Linked DNA regions of Mus musculus: region 1 is linked to region 2. A link is a loop called in an ENCODE intact Hi-C map of the cell type or tissue named here. Cell type or tissue: heart. All regions are shown on one strand. Each heading gives the region's core, and the rest is flanking DNA. Links, peaks and the distances in the headings are about the cores only.

Region 1 (8,324 bases), core at 126-8,125, 140 kb before region 2:
TGAGTGCGTGGCTGTCATCTCCCACCTCCCTTTCCCTAGAGCATCTGCTGACTATTCAGGGGCCACAACCTTGAAGTCCCCATGATCCCTCAAATGGCTTAAGAGCTTCCTGTCTGCCTTACATTATATTCAGCCATCCTCCAGGATTCCCCCAGGACCCTTCTTAGTAGGACCTGAAGCGAAGGTGAGACAGCCTTCTGTGTCTCTCAAAGGGAGAATAGTACATGGGTAAATGAATGCATGTGTGTTATTTCTCAGATATTCAAAGCAAGAATCCAAGCTTTTGAAAGGGTTCTGACAGTTTGGAGGGCCCAGAGAAAGTTCTAGAATGTGACAGTTTCAAGGACACTCATGGGGGAAGATCCAGGTGTGTGCGTATATTTGTGTGTGTGTGTGTGTAAGTAGTGCCCATGTGCAGCTGCATGTTCTATTACATGGGGTTTCCCTAGGCGTTAGGAAGGGAGGCAGGCACAGATCATGTCTGTAGAGCAGTGATGCCCATGAGCAGGAGCTAAGTGACATTTTCTGTTCTAATATAGTGAGTTGGGTGATGCACCATCATGTCTTCTTTTCTTTTGTTTGTTTAATTGAGACACAGTCTCTGTGTGTAGCTGGCCTGGAACTTACGATGTGCCTAGGCTGGCCTTGAACTCACAATGATCCTCCTGCACCAGTCTCCCAAGGGCTGAGATTACAGATGTATGCCATTGCTCCCAGCTATTGTTTAATTAATATGTACAGTAAATGTTACCATCTTAGGAATGAGGTAGGGAGACTGGTTTGTTTGTGAAATAAGATTGCACTGAGTAGCCCAGGTTGGCTACTTGTGGCTATCCTCCAGCCTCAGCTTTCTGAATGCTGGGATTCAAGACTTGAGGCACCACAGCCAGAGAGACTCCATTTTAAAATGAGGTCTTCCCTCTTCTTGTCTTCCACTCAACAATGCACGCTTTTGCTTTTTATTATAACATTATAAAGCATGTCTAAAATGTATTTTAAAACCTCTTTGATTTTGTAACACAATTTAAAACAAATACATTGTATGGCAACACAAAGCCACTCTCTTTATATCTTTATTTTGGAAGTTGTGGTTTTTGCTTAAGTTGGTTTTTTGTTTCTTTTTGTTTGTTTGTTTGTTTGTTTTTTAATAGAAAATCAGGCACAAATGAACACATTAGCTTAGGACTCTATAGGACCAGGATCATCAGTATTGCTGTTATTAGCCCCCATATCCTGTTGTCATGCCAGCATTCTGGGCAGGGCCTGAGGTCTGGTTGTCTGCTCAGAAACACCCGCAGAGCTCCTCAGAGTCAACCTTGTCCTCTGCCTGCCACAGCTGTCCACCACCCCGCTGAGTGTTGAAACCTTTTCGTGTTGATAAACTCCTTTGAAGTTGTGGATGATGCTCTCAGTGCTTCTAGATGGCATTCATCACGTTCCTCGGTGACATCACTCAAGCCTGAGCAAGGTTCTTGATGTGATCATAGAGGTTGCAAGACTAGAATGGAGTCAGGGTTTCGCCAGCATCTTGTCCTGAAAGGTGTGGTGCTTGCCAGTACTTCTGTGGCTTGCCAAGTTACTTGGGACTCCTTACACTCCCTTAGGACACTGGCAGTGTGTGCTTATTAATATACTGTACTCTAGCAGTGTGTACTTATTAATATACTGCAAGGCTCTGAGGCACTCATCTAGCCAGAACTTAGAGGAATCAACTTGTATCGTGCCATACCACCCCTAAGCAAGTCATCTGTCTCGTCTGTAAAAACCTGAAGACCTTGCATTGACGTGGTCTCTTAGCTATGGAAAGTCCTTTCACACATCTGTCCCAGAGCAGGGATGCTTCACCCATATTCAACATTTACTCTAGTCACTAATCTGTCCCAGAGCAGGGATGCTTCACCCATATTCAACATTTGCTCTAGTCACTAAATGCTGTTTCCTCCACAAGTAGCTGATGCAGAACTACCCACAGTTTGTCAACGACTGAAATACCCTGATGTGGTATGTGACTGTATGTATGTGGCACTGTCACCAATGACACCCTGTCGGGGGGGGGGGGGTGTCTCCTAACATGATAATAGTGCTTAAAAAGTTCTTATTTCTGGTGGTGTCATGGATGTTCTGATAGTATAAGCTGGTGTTCCATTCATTTGTCTGGAGCGAGGCTGGTGACAAAAACCCACTGCACAGTAGGCTGTATAAAAGCAGGCTAATACAGTCAGTTACAGAACAACATATTTATTTATTTGGCTTTAGTCTTTCTATATAGCTCAGGCTGGACTCAAACATGAGATCCTTCTGCCTCAGCCAGCCTCCTAAGTGCTGGTATTGTGGTATGGGACAAGAATATTTTGTAATGATAATAAACAGCCATGTTCATTTTTAACGCGTTGTGCTTTTAACCAGTATTTTGTGCTGCTCCCCCTACTTTTAAAAAGGTTTGACTGTACTACGGTGAGCCAGCGTCTTGATGACATCATTTTCTCCTGTTCCTGATTCAATCTTGCATTTTTCTGTCCATGTAACCCTCAGGGCACCAGCAGACATTACACAGCTGCCACAGCAGCAGGCCACACCTTCTAGGTCCATGGAACTTCATTTGCATCATAGGACTGCATCGACTTCTTCCAAGTCAAAGATCAAGGATACTCATGAGGAGGACGGTAGCTGTGGTTGTGAGCTGGGAAGGCTCTCTTCCCATCTGGCCCCTGCGCTCTTTCCTGTCTATCCACTCCCCTTGCTCATTTCTCTCTCCATCCAGTCTTCTCTCTGCTCCTTCTAGCTGCCACATCTCCTCTAAGTTGCCTCAGTTAGGGCACTGCTCCGTTGGACTATCATCTCGCTTCTCAGTTCCATTTGCATTTCTGCTTCTGGACGAGATCCTCAGGGTGGTCTTTACAAGTCCTACACCAGGCTTTGGACCACATCCTTAAGGTGGTCTTTGCAAGTCCTAGCATCAGGCTTCAGCAGACACAGGTTTCCTTCAAGCTTGCAAAGTTCGTTGCAACTGGTCTTAGAGCACTTGGCTGGCTTCCTGGGAACAGGCTTGCCTTGAGGATGGAACGATGGTAGCCTCAGTTCATCCTATCTCTCCTCCGTATCTCTGAAAACTCTATTGCAGCAGTTCAGATCAGACATGGAATCATACACAGGACCAGGGCCAGAGTCTGAAGGCCAGCCTTGTAACATTTGGCCCATCTGAATCACACTGTATCTCAGGAAAGTGGGGAAGACATCTCTGCTGAAGGGTGAGAGGCAGTGAAGCATGGCTGGCCTGGGGGGTTGTTTAGGATAAGATAGAAATCCTGTGTGACTCAGATGATCAGTGCCCGGAGGGCAGTGCCTTGGCCAGCACAGGATTGGGTAGACTCCTGGCACCCAATGGTGCCACAGAATGCTGGCACAGGGTGTAGCCAGCATCACTAAGAATCACCTCTGGTTAACAACCTTGCTTTGAAGGAGGATAGCATCTTACAAGTACACAGCTTACCCGCAGCTTCTACAACCCTAGGTTAGGGCCTGAGCCTTGCAGTTTCCACCGCCAGGGGGCGCCTTGACCTCTGGCCTCCCCAAGCCTGAACAACATTCAGGTGTCAATCAAGACCAGCTCGTCCCTTTTCAAATAAAGCCAGCAACAGGAACAGACTCCATTTCCCAAGAGGACAAAGAACTCATGATGTCTTGATCCGTGCTTCATGGCATAGTTGAAAACGGGAAACCTGGCTGTGACAGAAAACCAGGCAGTGACAAGATATGGGTGGGATCAAGTGGGTAGGAAGAATTGAGTAAGAACTTGAGCCAGTGTCGCCAGGACTCTTAGGGACAGGGCATAATAGTAATGATACAGTAGTAAATGAAAGAGACAAAAGACAAAAAAAACAAAAAAACAAAAACCTCAAGAACCAAAAAACCACACACAAAACCAACCAACCAACCAATAAAACAACAACAACAAACCAATTTGAAATAACCATCCCAGAAGAACGCTCTGAAGACGCTCAGTCTGGTGGCAGATTCCTAATTCATCTTTTTTTTTCCACCCTGGGACTCCATTCCCTGAGTCAAGCCCCAGACCAGAGGGTCAGCCCACCACAGTTGCCAGGCTACTTACTGCACTGTGCCATGCCTGGACCTCCTCCAACCTGTGTTCTGGTCTCCAGCACTTCCCAAGCGTGAATCACGACAGCCTCCCTTGGCAGGGCCCGCGGCCGCGCTTCCTAAACGCCTTTTCTGCCAACAGCTACCCGCTTTCTGTGGTGATTACGTGTCAGCTGCTCCCTGCTTCAGACTTTTTACCTCTTCCTCTATGCTTCCTCAGCCAGCAGCTATCTTCACTGATCTGCCAAAAACCCTCACTGTGGGTTCCAGAATCTTCTCCCCAGCCCCGTCTTCCTCCTATGCCACCCGCCCTACCCTCAGCCGACTTTGAGTTTCCGGGGTTACACCCTGGTTTAAAAAAAAATGTTTCTGAAATGGCTTTCCACTTTTGTGGGACCGGCTGCTGCCTCACCCTGGGCCATAAGCCTTTTCTGACACCTGCTGAATGCTGTCCATCTTCTTTGCCCCACCTCCTGAGCCTCTACAATAAGCCACGCCTCTAGAGCGCTTGCCCCGCTACAGGCTCCTCTTCCCACTTAACCACCACACTGTCACGTTGTGGGCACTTGTCTTAGATCACGCCCCACAACAGAATATCATGGACGGTGACTCCAACAACGCAACAACAGGTATTTATTTCTTGTCATTTAAAGGGTGGGCATCCACAATCAAGGTTCTGACATTGCTGCTTCTGCTGAGGGCTGTCTTCCTGACTGGCAGGCGGCTACCTTCCATACTTTCCTTTGAACCTACCACCTTTCTGACTTCGTTCGACTTTAGTTGCTACTTAAAAGCACCATCTCCAGAGACAGTCACTTTGGGAGTCACCACAATTCACCCCTTAACAATACCTGGACTGTAGCGATAGATTGCCTCTAGGTGCAAGCACTGCACTAACATTTATGTATGAGTTACCTCGTCCGGGCCACACAGATACTCCTCAAGGCAGACATAACCTCCAACTTCACGCCTGAGAAAGTGAGAACCAGAGAGATTAACCAACCTGCAAATTAGCAGCACACCAGAGCTCCTAGCTCATATCTGAGGATCTCAGAATGGGACTGTGTGCTGTAAGCCTTGAATTAGATAATCAGAACTTTACTGCTAGACTCTGCGATTCCTTTACTCAAAGGTTTCATTCTCCCAGAATCCTCTCCTGTCTGCAAACTCCCAAAGCTCCCCATAGCTCAGACTATTATATCCTGTGACTTCAATGACTTAGGAAACCACTACTGTCCCTCTTTGGTATTTCCTTCCCTTACAGGGACCAGACAGGAGTCCCCTTTACTCTATGCCTGAGTCTTGAATCTTTAGCCAGTTCTATTGATGGTAGCTATAATTGTAGAACACAGGCAAGCAAAATTATGGCCTCCAAATCCTGCTCCACTCCTCTGGCCAGTCCCCAGCCTCTGCTCCACCCCCACCTTCTCCCAGTCTTCACTTCTACACACCCAGTCTCCCTCACTCTTAATGTCCACAACCCCATTTGTGTTTCAGATCCTGGACATCCTCAGAGCCCCTTTCTGCCATCTCTGTCTGAAATATTCCAGCCAGACTCCCTGAACTCCAGAGAAACACAAAAAAACAGGCAGCCCCAGCCCTAGAATAACCCATGTTATGTGTCCAAACAATGTGGTAGCCAGGGACTTCTAGGCCTCCGCTGAGCACCAACCTCCTCCGTTCCCTATCTCCTGTATTCATGCTGCTCTACCCAGCTCACTTCCAGATTCATCAGACTTTAAAATTCTTCACCTCACTGCCCACAAAGAAGAGCAGATCTCCCAGACCACCCTCCTCTGCATCTGCCTTTATTCTCACACACTCTGCTCCTCCAAGGTCACCTTACTACCAAGTTGGGACTGGCTCTCAAATCTCTCATGGTCCTGGCTTTTCTCCTCTCCTCCCCACCCACTCATCCCCTTCATCTTGTGAGAGCAAGCGTGATGGTTCCTATCCTTAAAATCCCTCCCTGCCACAGGTTCTCAGCTTCGGCTATAAATATGAAAGGCTTCCAGCCAGACCAGCTCAATAAAAACCTGCAGGGCAGGCCCTGGGCTTCTCCCTGGGGTCAACAGCATACCTTCTTGCCTAGCCATCAACCCATCTCTTAGCTTAGCTGACACTTTGGGTCTAATTGTCCTCACTTGGCGACTGTTACAATGTAATCACTTCCTACCTGTACCTGCCTTACCCTCTCCTATGGTCTGACCAAAAACTTCTCCGCCTACCAGGCCACCTTGTAGCTCTCAACCCACTCTGTCACAGCCTAGCCAGAGACCCTGAAAGCTTCTTCATTCGATAAATCCTCTAGGCTCCCTCAGCGCTGCTTTCCTTTGTGACCAAGGTCTTCTCCATACTCTTGGGTGCTTGAGAGTGCTCCCCCCTTCTGCATTTTCTGTTGTCTAGTCTACACTCTCTGGGGATACCTTCTCTGACTAGAGCCTGCAAATCCAAGTTCCTAGCCAGACCTCATTCTAAGCTCCCACCCACACATCTCCCCAATGCCTGCCTTTGTGGATAATCCTGGAGGCACTTACACCCCACTCATGTGAATTCTCCCATCTACACTCCAAAACCTGTTCTTCCCCGGACACCACCTATCCAGATTTTTGCCACCAAGCTGGCTTCTTCCAAGTCGGAGGGTGACACCCCCCATTCCCACCTCTTCCTGCCACCCACATCCAATGAGCTTTATAATGTCTTAGGATTCACTTACTTCAGGTCCTGCCTCCATCTGTCCTTGTATCACTGCCCCAGGGCTATTTGGAGAGGCTCTTTCCTGGGCCATCTCCCTCACTGCTATCTCTTCCCATGTCTGCTAGGAGTGTCTTGTCTTTCTGATTGGACCCTTGTCTGCTTGGCTCTGTCCTGGGATAAAAGGACAGCTTCCTGCTCATCACACCAAGCTCCTCCTTGCCTCCCTCCCGTTTCCTGGCCTTGCCCTTCTGCTCTCCCACTCCCAAGCTCTCTCTCCATTCCAGGACCAAATCGGAACCCTGCATGCCTCCTCACTCCTGGACTTGGCACCTAGTCTTTGAGAGCCTGCTTCCAGAAACACACCGGGGAACAAACTTTGCACCTCTTAGAGCATGCTGGGACTTCTTGGGGCCTTCTTGTTATGTCCCATGATACTTAACAAAGGGCTAATCCTCCTCAGGCCCTTGTCCCGTTCCTCTGTGGCCAGGCTAGAAAAAGGCAGACTCGGGAACCTGACCTAGCCTCTCGTCAGCCTTTGCAGTCATGAGCAAGAGGCTTCATTCTCCTCTGTCTTCGTCTCTTCCTTGGTAAAGTGGGGTCATGACAGTGGCCACTGGCTGCAGGTTGTTAGGAGGATCAGATCCTGGACCTCCAAGGGCCTGAAAGCGGGCATGAGGCAGTTCTCAGTAGACTCTTCCTCCAGTACAGTGCAAAACATGTTAAGTCTGCAATATGTATGTGACTCGATTCAAGGAAAAGAAGGCCTGAGATGACAGTATATGAGAGTCCGGTTAAAACCACATTCAGAACGTCCCCAAAAGATCTAGAAGAAAGGCAAGTGCTTCTTGTCAGGGAGGAACACGGGACAGGTGGCAACAACTACCAGGGCATCTGACCCAGAGCTTGGGCCTAGGCTCTGACTGCCCCACCCACACCACCCAGAAACCCTGGCCAGATGAATAAAGTCAGGCTGGGTTATTAATACCAGAGCATTTAGGACTCTATGAGTCTGGGATTTTCTATGCTTGTTCACTTTGGATATTTTACCTAGATTATCCCCCACCAGGAAGATAATAGAGACTGTGATTTATGACTTCAACAACGAATGAATGATGGAAGCAATATGTCTAGAAACTTGGGCATTTGAAGGTTTAGGAAGCCGACAATTACATGACAATGTAGTTCTAAATCAGGAGTTGTGAATGTGTTTCAAGAGCTTTTGGAGGTTTATCTTGACTCAATAACACCTTACGAAGGAGTTGGTGATTTATAGAAACAATCCCCAATAAAGACCAAAATGTGTCCCCAAAGATGTTTCCTCCAGTGTTATTTATAGGGACAAGGAGGGGTGGCCGCAGCGTCTAGCAGAAAAGAGGGCAGCAGTCAAGTGACCCTGGCTGTGTCTGTTGGCTTATTACTTTCTGCAGACGAGCTTCTGGGAGGACATGTTCTGTGTGTCAAGCATGAAGAGAAAGCAGAGCAGGATTCTAGTTCAGTTTTAATATGTGCTGTAGTTTGGGAGGAAGGGG
Region 2 (8,324 bases), core at 177-8,176:
AAGCTACTAGCCTTTACAGGATCTCCCCACAGATCACAGCCCAGCTCTTGGTGATGTTGAGACCTTAGTCCCTTGAGCACTCCTGGAAGGATATGTCACCTTGCTACATTGCAACCAGAGGGTCACAGCTCTTACCCTGGCTTGCCCAGCCATCCCAACCACCCTCACACACACCCCATTCTGTCCCCGGATGTTCCCCAACATCTGGGTCAGCTGGAAAAGGAAGAACAGCACCTAGGAAGAGCATATTCAATAACCCGGGGGCCCCAGGAATATGAATGGTTGGAGTCAGGAAAAGTCTGACCCCTGGGAGGAGAATGAAGACACAAGGATTGGGCTTCTGAATTAGAATATGGCCCCTCCTGCCTGAGTGAAGGTCAAACGCTTTTACTACCCCATCCAATGTCAGTCCTCCAGAGACGGGTCCTGTGTGAGTTGATCTCTAGGAATAGGGTGAATGAACCTGAGCCAAGCCCTCCCGCTCCCTACCCTTCTCCTGCTCACACTAGGCGGAAGCGCTTGGGGCCAGGAGTAGTGGCGGGGGCGGGGGGGGGGGGCACTCAGGCACACTGCGGTGGGGGCACAGCAGGGGACACAGTGAGTGGTACTTAGCAGACACTTGCGCTCAGGCGCCCTGCATTCACTCACTCGGGGCGCAACACATGCACGTGACCAAGCATGCACATGTTCTCTGCCTGCCACCCACGACCCCCCAGGCACGCGGCGTGGCCCAGCAATACGCCCCCATCCAGGTTCGCACGCGGCTGCACCTGCACACGGGCTCGCACACGCGGGGATACGGAGGGGACAAAGGAGAGCACAAGATGCAGAGTCGCCGCGGGCCGGCCTGTGCGGCTCCTTTATTGGCTTCAAGAAGCGGAAAACTTCCTTAGCGCGACGACCACGAGTGCCAGCACCACGCAGGTAGCCAGCAGGGCAGCGATCACGATGGCTGCAATGGCGCCTGGTCCAAGCGATCCTATGGAGGACAGAGGACCATGTTACCCCTCCCCTTCCCAAATCCAGCCCAGGCCTGCCCTTCAATGCCTTCTTTACCTCTCATCCTCCTCCCTCCCCTCTCCTTGCTCCGCCCAGGTCCTACCTCCATCCTGGTCCACCCTGGCAGGAGGGGTGCTGTCCTCTGGTGCTGGAGCAGAGGTGGGGAACGGAGGGCCAGAGACAGCAAATTCCTGGTTGTGGCTTGTGCTCTCCAGGGGACCTTCACCAGAGGGCAATTCAATAGGCTCGTTCCACAGGGTGGGATCGGGCTCCTGGGGACCCTCTGCTGCAAAGTCAAAAATAGACAGTGGAGCTCAGGTAGTCTGTGGGCAGGGATGCCAACTCTCTCCACCAGATCAACTAAGGGATGCCCTACACCAGCTCCCACATTTCACAAGGTAAGGCACCTGGCTCAGAAATTCTCTCCTAAGTTTGGGAAACCATTCACATGTGACCCACAAAACACCTGTTGAGCATTGAAGCCATTAGAAGACAGATTGATAGGGGGCAGAGAGCCAGGGACAGTTGCAAAAAGTGGGGGTTGCTCTGTCCCCCAGGGCAGATACAGCTCAGCTATCACCTGGGGCAAAAGCCTAGTCAAGGACCTTTGAGGGTACCACTTCTCAGACGAAGGCTGGGAGAAGCCAACCCTGGGCCTCTAGCAGCCCCCCTACCCGTCTGCCCCTTCAATCCAAGACAGCATATTGCTGCTTGCAGGAAATGGGGGACAGATGAAGGGGAGGTGGCCAGCAAAGGCAGGCTTCCCACACTCCATCGGTCTCAGCACCCTGAGCTGCATTTCATCAACAGTCCTCTACCTCTGGGGCTGGGAGTCGGCATGGTTTGGGGTACTCAGGGATCCCAGAGTGAAGCAAAAAGATAGGAAACACAGGATGGATACCAGTCACATGGCCTGATGTTTCCACTGCCTCAGCCTTCCCTCCCCCTAAACACACACCACTATAAGAAGCCCAGTCTGTAAAGCCCAGAGCACCACCCACTAGGCCAGTGTCTCCCCCATGACAAGTTCAAGACCAGGCTGGTATCAGGCTCTAAGGTCCCCTTAGCCTGTCTGTCAGGTATCTCAGCTGGTCCCCTGACCAAGGCTTGATTTCATCTGGGAAGGAAAGCCAGGGGCATTCAGCCCCAAGCAGGTTCCATACAGAGACCCAATGGATATCATTCGATCATCTAATTAATTAGCTGCCTGCGGCACAGGGATCATTTTATTCCTAATCAGAGTAAAGAAAGTCAAGGTTCAGGTTAAGTGGAGACAGCCATGGTGGTCCAAAGCCCTGGACAGGCTAGTGATGGCTCTGTCTTCCCAGTGTCCTCCAGTAAAGCTGTACCTCTCTTACCAGCTCTTCCACAACTTGCAGGTCCCTGGAACTCCTTTGAGCTAAGGGCTCCATCTTTGGGTGCCTCTGTCCCTCTGTGGACAGGCTCAGAATAAGGATAGCCCAGGATAGACCCATGAGACTGGAGTGTTCCTGTTCATGGTTTCCCCCCATCTCCCAGGGTAAACAGGACACAGCCAAAGCCCGACTCTGGTCAACCTCAAAATAACTAAGCCCTTCAAAAAACAAAAACAAAAACAAACAAACAAACAAAAAACGCCAAGGTCTGGAAAGGAGAAAGAAGTGTGAGGGTTTGTTCTGGACCAGGACAGGGAGGGGTCCTGTGTTCTATCAGAGAATCTGGGTAAGGCAGGTAAATACAGTGCTGGGGTTACTGTCCCAGTTTGAAGCCACATTCTGGTTGGGAAAGAGACTGCCCTTGTTCTCAACAACAGAGGTCAAATGATGTCGGCAATTTTGCTTCTGCATTTGGGCCTGGGTAGCTATGTGGCAAATAGTGGTGACTGGTGACCAGGTAAAATCTGTGCCAGAGTTCAGAAGATAATTTTACAACTTTTTTTTTTTTTTTTTTGGTAAAATTGAAATCTTTGCACCATAAAATTTTGGCAGATCCCTTAGGATTTTGGTAGATCCCTTAGGATTTTGGCAGGTCCCTTAGGATTTTGGCAGGTCCCTTAGGATTTTGGCAGGTCCTTTAGGCATTAGCCTAAAGCATCTCACAAGCCTGGGCCGGACTTGAGACTCAGCTTGTAGGTAGGGACTACCATCATGTGCCCCGGGGCGTCCCAAAACTAGACCCCCTTTTCAGAAAAGACTGGCAAAAGGCCCACGAAGACCTTTGCCTCCTACTGCAGAAGCCTCCCTCTCATAGAGTGGCCCCAGCCAGCCTCCCTCTAAGCGTGGAGAGTGCTCTGTGAGGCCACAGTGACCTGCTTAGAGGAGGCAGTGTTCATAGTCTGAGAACCACAATGAACGACCTCAGGTCTCAAGCAATCTAGTGTCAGGCTCCTAGGGCTGGAAAAAAAAAAGCAAGTATGCCTGCCATTCAACAGGCCTTGAGGTCTGGGCTTCATAGACTGCCTGTCTGTCCCGAGACTCTTCACGACACACCCAAAATAGACAAACAGGCTGGCCCCTCCCTATCCCACCTCTACTGGCCAAAGCTCACCTCCAGTACCAGGCGTCTGACCAGGGAGGCCGCCCAAGGCTTCTGAGTGCCAGGGCCAGCCAGCCGAAGTGGTGCCTACTTCCTGGCCAGGGACTGAGTTTGCCCCAACCCACCAAGGAAGGGGTGCACCTGTGGGCCGTAGCCAAGGCGTTATCTTGTTTTTCCTATGCAAGCCATGTTCTCCAGACTTAGAACATTAAGAAAGAGCAGCAAGCCAGCTCCCTTCCAGTCATCTGGTGAAGCCAGGAACTATAGGCCAGTGTGCCAGGAGGAGAGGGGTGAGGGTGGGGAGGAGGAGGCCTGGGAGGTGTGTACAGGGGCCCCGGGAGCAGAGTGTAGAGGGCAGAGGCAAGCGTTGATGGAGAGGGCAGGCACGGCAGGAGATTTCTGTTCTGTCCACCTTGGCCACAAGGACACTCAAACACCATGACAGTGAGCAAGGTCACAGGAGTTTCTGTTCTGGCAGAGGTGACACGGTGTCAGTGTCACAAGCTTGGATACCCCAGGCTGTCCCCTTAACCCCACCACCCCAAGCTCCTCTGCCTTTTGGTAAATAAGTTTGTTCAACGGTTGGTCTGACCACAGGCCCCCAGGCCAGGCGCCCATGCTCACAGACGGCCTTTGTGCAGACATGAAGAGCCTTTTCATCCCCACCCTGGCCTCCTGCCCACTCAACCTGGCCTGCTCCCCTACCTCAGTGGCTGTGGCCACCAGCTGAGGCGGGAAGGGTGGCAGGCTGGAGTACCCCAGGAGTACCCCATCTCCTCTTTCCTGCTATGAGACTGCAGCCCAGGAGAGACAGGGCCACAGACCTCGTACACACCTGTGCAGACCTATGCGTCCATGGCTAGTTCTGAGAACCTCCTATCTCCCCACTCCCAGAATAGCCAGAACCCCAAAACCCAAGGTGGGATTTGCATGCTCATGCCTGCTGTGGGCCCGCCTGTTCCTAGGGGAGAAGGAAGTCGTGGAAAAAGAGGGAGGTGAGGTCAGGCGAGGTCTTGGCTATTCCCAAAGCTTCTGTGGGAACAGAAAGCCCACCCACTAGAGTTGTGTATGTATAATCTGACCGGGGCTCTGGCTAGAGGCTTAGGTTGGAAGAAACCTAACAGAAACCTGGACAGGAGCCACTAGGAAGGCTCCAGCTGCAGGGTCCTGCCAGGCAACAGCCTCACTGTGGCAGGAAGCGGTGTGGGTCTCAGCTCCAAGTCCTAGGCAATAGAAAATGCCTCCTCCCACTGTAAGTCCTAACTCAGGGGTACTTCAGGCTACATTACCGAGCACAGCTCCCACTCCAGAAGCTGGGTGTGTCCCAACATATGAGAAGAGATGGTTCTCCCCAAAATCCATTCGGGCTTTGAACCCTGCTCACACTCTGAACACTGAGTGTTGACTGGACATTTGGCCATCCTCAGAGCCCTGCATTGAGCCCTGGTGAGGCCTTAGCATCCCACTATGAGGGAGGCAGCGTAGTGGGTGCCACCTTCTACAGATTAGGAAATGGCCAAGAGAGGTATGAGCCAGGCTGGGCAGAGTCAGGTCTTTAGCTATTTCCTGGGGTGTTGAGGGGAGGTAGAACGGCCCACAGACCACCGTCACCATCCTGGGGTGTGGCCGCGAGTTCCGAGGCTATGCTTCTACCACAGAGGTGACTTCTTTCCTTTGTAGACACACAGACACCCCTAAAGTTCAGGCAGCAATGTTGTAAGACAACCAGGGAACCCAGAGGCCTTTCTGCAGACTACTGAACAACTGCGCGAGATTTATTTTCTCATAATCAAAGCCTATCTGTGCCTATGTCCCTGCTCTGAAGCAGACCCAGAGCAGGCCTGCCATGCAGTGTTTTTTTCAGACCCCAGAGAGGCCACCTAGGGCTCAGTCCAGTTTCCTCACTATCCTGCAAAAGACTCTAAGAAATATTTATCTCTATGGGGACAGCACCTAGGTCGTAAGTCAGAAGGAAAGGGTTTGCAGAATTTAAAGGAATCATGAGTCTCTGGGTTTTCTGCCCAGAGGGTCTCTGGCCTTTAGCCCTTTGCCTTATGTCTGATGAGTCCTCCAGCCTCCCAGGTCCAGAAGTCTCCAGGTGTTCTAGCGGCAAAGTATTACCCCAAGAACATCAGACAGCCAAATGTACCAGACCCTGATACCCAAGTCTTTTTCAATGGCCACCCATCCTGCTGCTAACATACATCATCTTACTCGGTTTCTACCAGCCAGCATTGTGGGAGTCTCCCAGAATCACCACAGCTGGGAATCCCACCTTGTGTGAGGGGCTTGTACCCCATAGGTACTGGAGGATCTGGTCCCAGTGGTAGTTATTGGCCCTGAGAAGTTGGTAGCAGCAGAGCTGAGGGCCTGCGCCCCTTACCTGTGAGCACCGCAGGGGCCAGGACCCCAGAGATGAGCAGCAGCGCCACGCGCAGGGCCAGACAAGATGCCATCCTGGCAGGGAGTGAGCAGTCTTATGGGACACAGAGGACTAGGCGGCTGGGCTCAGGCAGCGGGAAAGAGGCTTCAAAGAGCTGGGAAGGGTTTTCATCAATGCAAACTCTGTCCTCCTGGGACACCGTGCCCGCCCCTCACACATGCACGCGCATGCACACACACACACACACACACACACACACACACACAGAGAGAGAGAGAGAGAGAGAGAGAGAGAGAGAGAGAGAGAGAGAGAGAGAGAGAGCGCACTCAGACAGACCTGCAGTCCTGAACTACCAAACAGCCCCACCCTGGAGAGGAGAGGAGAGGAGAGGAGAGGAGAGGAGAGGAGAGGAGAGGAGAGGAGAGGAGAGGAGAGGAGAGGAGAGGAGAGGAGAGGAGAGGAGAGGAGAGGAGAGGAGAGGAGAGGAGAGGAGAGGAGAGAAAAGGGGAGAGAAAGGGAGAGAAGGGGAGGGGAGGGGAGGGGAGGGGAGGGGAGAGAGAGGGTTCCTTTCCTCTCTCTCTGTCTCTGCCCTGCTCCCCTCCTCTTTCTCTTCTCTGTCTCTCTGTCTCTGTCTCTCTGTCTCACTCTCTCTGTCTCTCTCTCTCTCTCTCTCTCTCTCTCTCTCTCTCTCACACACACACACACACACACACACACATATTCCTGGACTAGTGAAAGTACAAACTTTCCCAGCCTCCCAAGACAGGAGCCTCACCCAGGCACAACAAATGCCTTGAGCCACTGTGCTCAGGACTCTGGGAGACCCTGCTCAGGACCCTTCCACTGGCCCTTACTAAAGCTAAGGTTGTGAGGCATTTTCTATTAAAGCCCCTTGGCCAGCCGCTCTAGGCCCCTTCCAGGAAGGTCTCAATGCACAAGTCCTTCTCCCTGGCTCCCTTGTTCTTGTAGGCACTCTCCACTAATCCAGAGACTCAGTTTCACCTTTAAGCCTGGGCTTGGCTCAGAGTTCAGCTCACTACCTTCCCAACAGGTCTGACCAAGCACATTGGCCTCCTCAGCCTCTGCCTACACCCACAGATGGACTTCAACACACGCGCGCACACACACACACACACACACACACACACACACACACACACACAGGTGTGCTCACCCTGCAAGTTCCCCAAGTCTCTTAAGCCCCTGAGGCTCTGCTACTTCATAGTTTTCCAAACAAAAAGGCAAATTCCCTAGCCAGTCTTCCCTCTGCTTTCCTGCTCTCTCCCTATGTTCCAGCTGCTGGCCCCAACAATAGGGCTCCTGCAGGATACTAGCGTGGCTCCTGCCCCAGGGCCTTTGCACTCTATCTTCTTCCCTAGAAAGTAGTAGCTACACTCATCATCATGTTTCTCCAGGTCTGAGCTTGGTCAGTCAGCCTGTGTCCTGTCGTTGGGTCACTTTAAGGTTCTTCACAGCACTTACATTTTTATGAATTTTCATATCGCTCCCCCTTGTGTGTTCATTTTCAGAAGAGAAGCATGCACACGAGGTGCATGAATCAACCTTTCGTTGCTGTGACAAAGTGCCAGAGATGACTTTTTAAAAGAGTTTACTCTGGCTCATGGCTGCAGGTTTTATGGTCCTGGTCAACTTGTCCTGTTGCTTGAGCCTACGGAGAGGCAGAGCATCACAGTGGTGGCAGGGAACAGGGGAGGCTGCGGTTCTCACAGCAGAGGAAGAAAGGCAGGGAGACACACCTGGCTGGGGACAAGACACACTTTGAAAAGCATGCTGAGGTCTACTCCCAACCAGGTTCTGCTTCCTTCAGCTGTGAACCCATCGATGAAACAGCTAAGTCACTAATGAAGTTACCACACACATAATGCAATCTTTTCTCAATAGTGCCACCAGCTGGAGACTATACCTTCAACACACGAGCCTTTTGGGATGACACTTCATATCCAAATCATAAAAAAAAAAAATGTGCAGAAATTTTGTGTACAGGTCAGCGAACTCTTGTATCCATGTACATGTGTGTAATCTCTGCCCCCATCAGCCAAAACCACGCTCGGCATGCCAGCATGGCTCCTCTCAAGCCCACACCCACCGATGGGCATCTTTGCTTCTGGTGCTGGGACATATACTGCCCTAAGAGTGTGTCTCAGAGCATCCGTAGTAATCAGGATGTTTCCAGACTGGGGTTCTTACAAATATAGCTTCCATGTTCTTGCACATCCTCCCTTGTGGATGCCAGTGTCTCTTGGCTATGTGTCTGGAAATGAACCTTCTGGGTCCAAGTGCAGGCAAGTGTTCAGGTTCGCACTGTCTGAAAACAGTTTGAGGTTCATGGCGCTTCATGTCCTCACAGACACTTACTTTAGTAGACTTTAAAAATTCTTTTTGAATGTATATGTGATGAACATCTATC

The links. Peaks named below come from ENCODE experiments on the same cell type or tissue, not always from the same donor. Only the 100,000 strongest peaks of a DNase experiment are listed, where the experiment ranks them.
Region 1: it touches region 2 in a loop (2.3-fold over the local background); 3 of 42 quality-filtered maps call a loop at or near these places.

The regions. Positions count from the first base shown.
Region 1 is chr1:87,603,832-87,612,155 of GRCm38, reverse strand. No RefSeq gene overlaps it. Among named protein-coding and RNA genes, the nearest start is that of Inpp5d, 12 kb to the left of the region's middle. In heart, for the core only: a CTCF peak has its summit at 3,534 (motif pointing right); DNase peaks (open chromatin) are centred at 3,545 and 4,285; H3K27me3 peaks cover 389 bases.
Region 2 is chr1:87,467,984-87,476,307 of GRCm38, reverse strand. It overlaps Snorc (secondary ossification center associated regulator of chondrocyte maturation), which reads right to left and starts at 6,107. Exons shown (of 3, transcript NM_028473.2): 1 at 5,897-6,107; 2 at 1,103-1,285; 3 at 826-979. The coding sequence starts at 5,969. The coding sequence ends at 870. In heart, for the core only: a CTCF peak has its summit at 7,816 (motif pointing left); a DNase peak (open chromatin) is centred at 3,527; H3K4me3 peaks cover 865 bases; H3K27ac peaks cover 499 bases; H3K27me3 peaks cover 3,939 bases.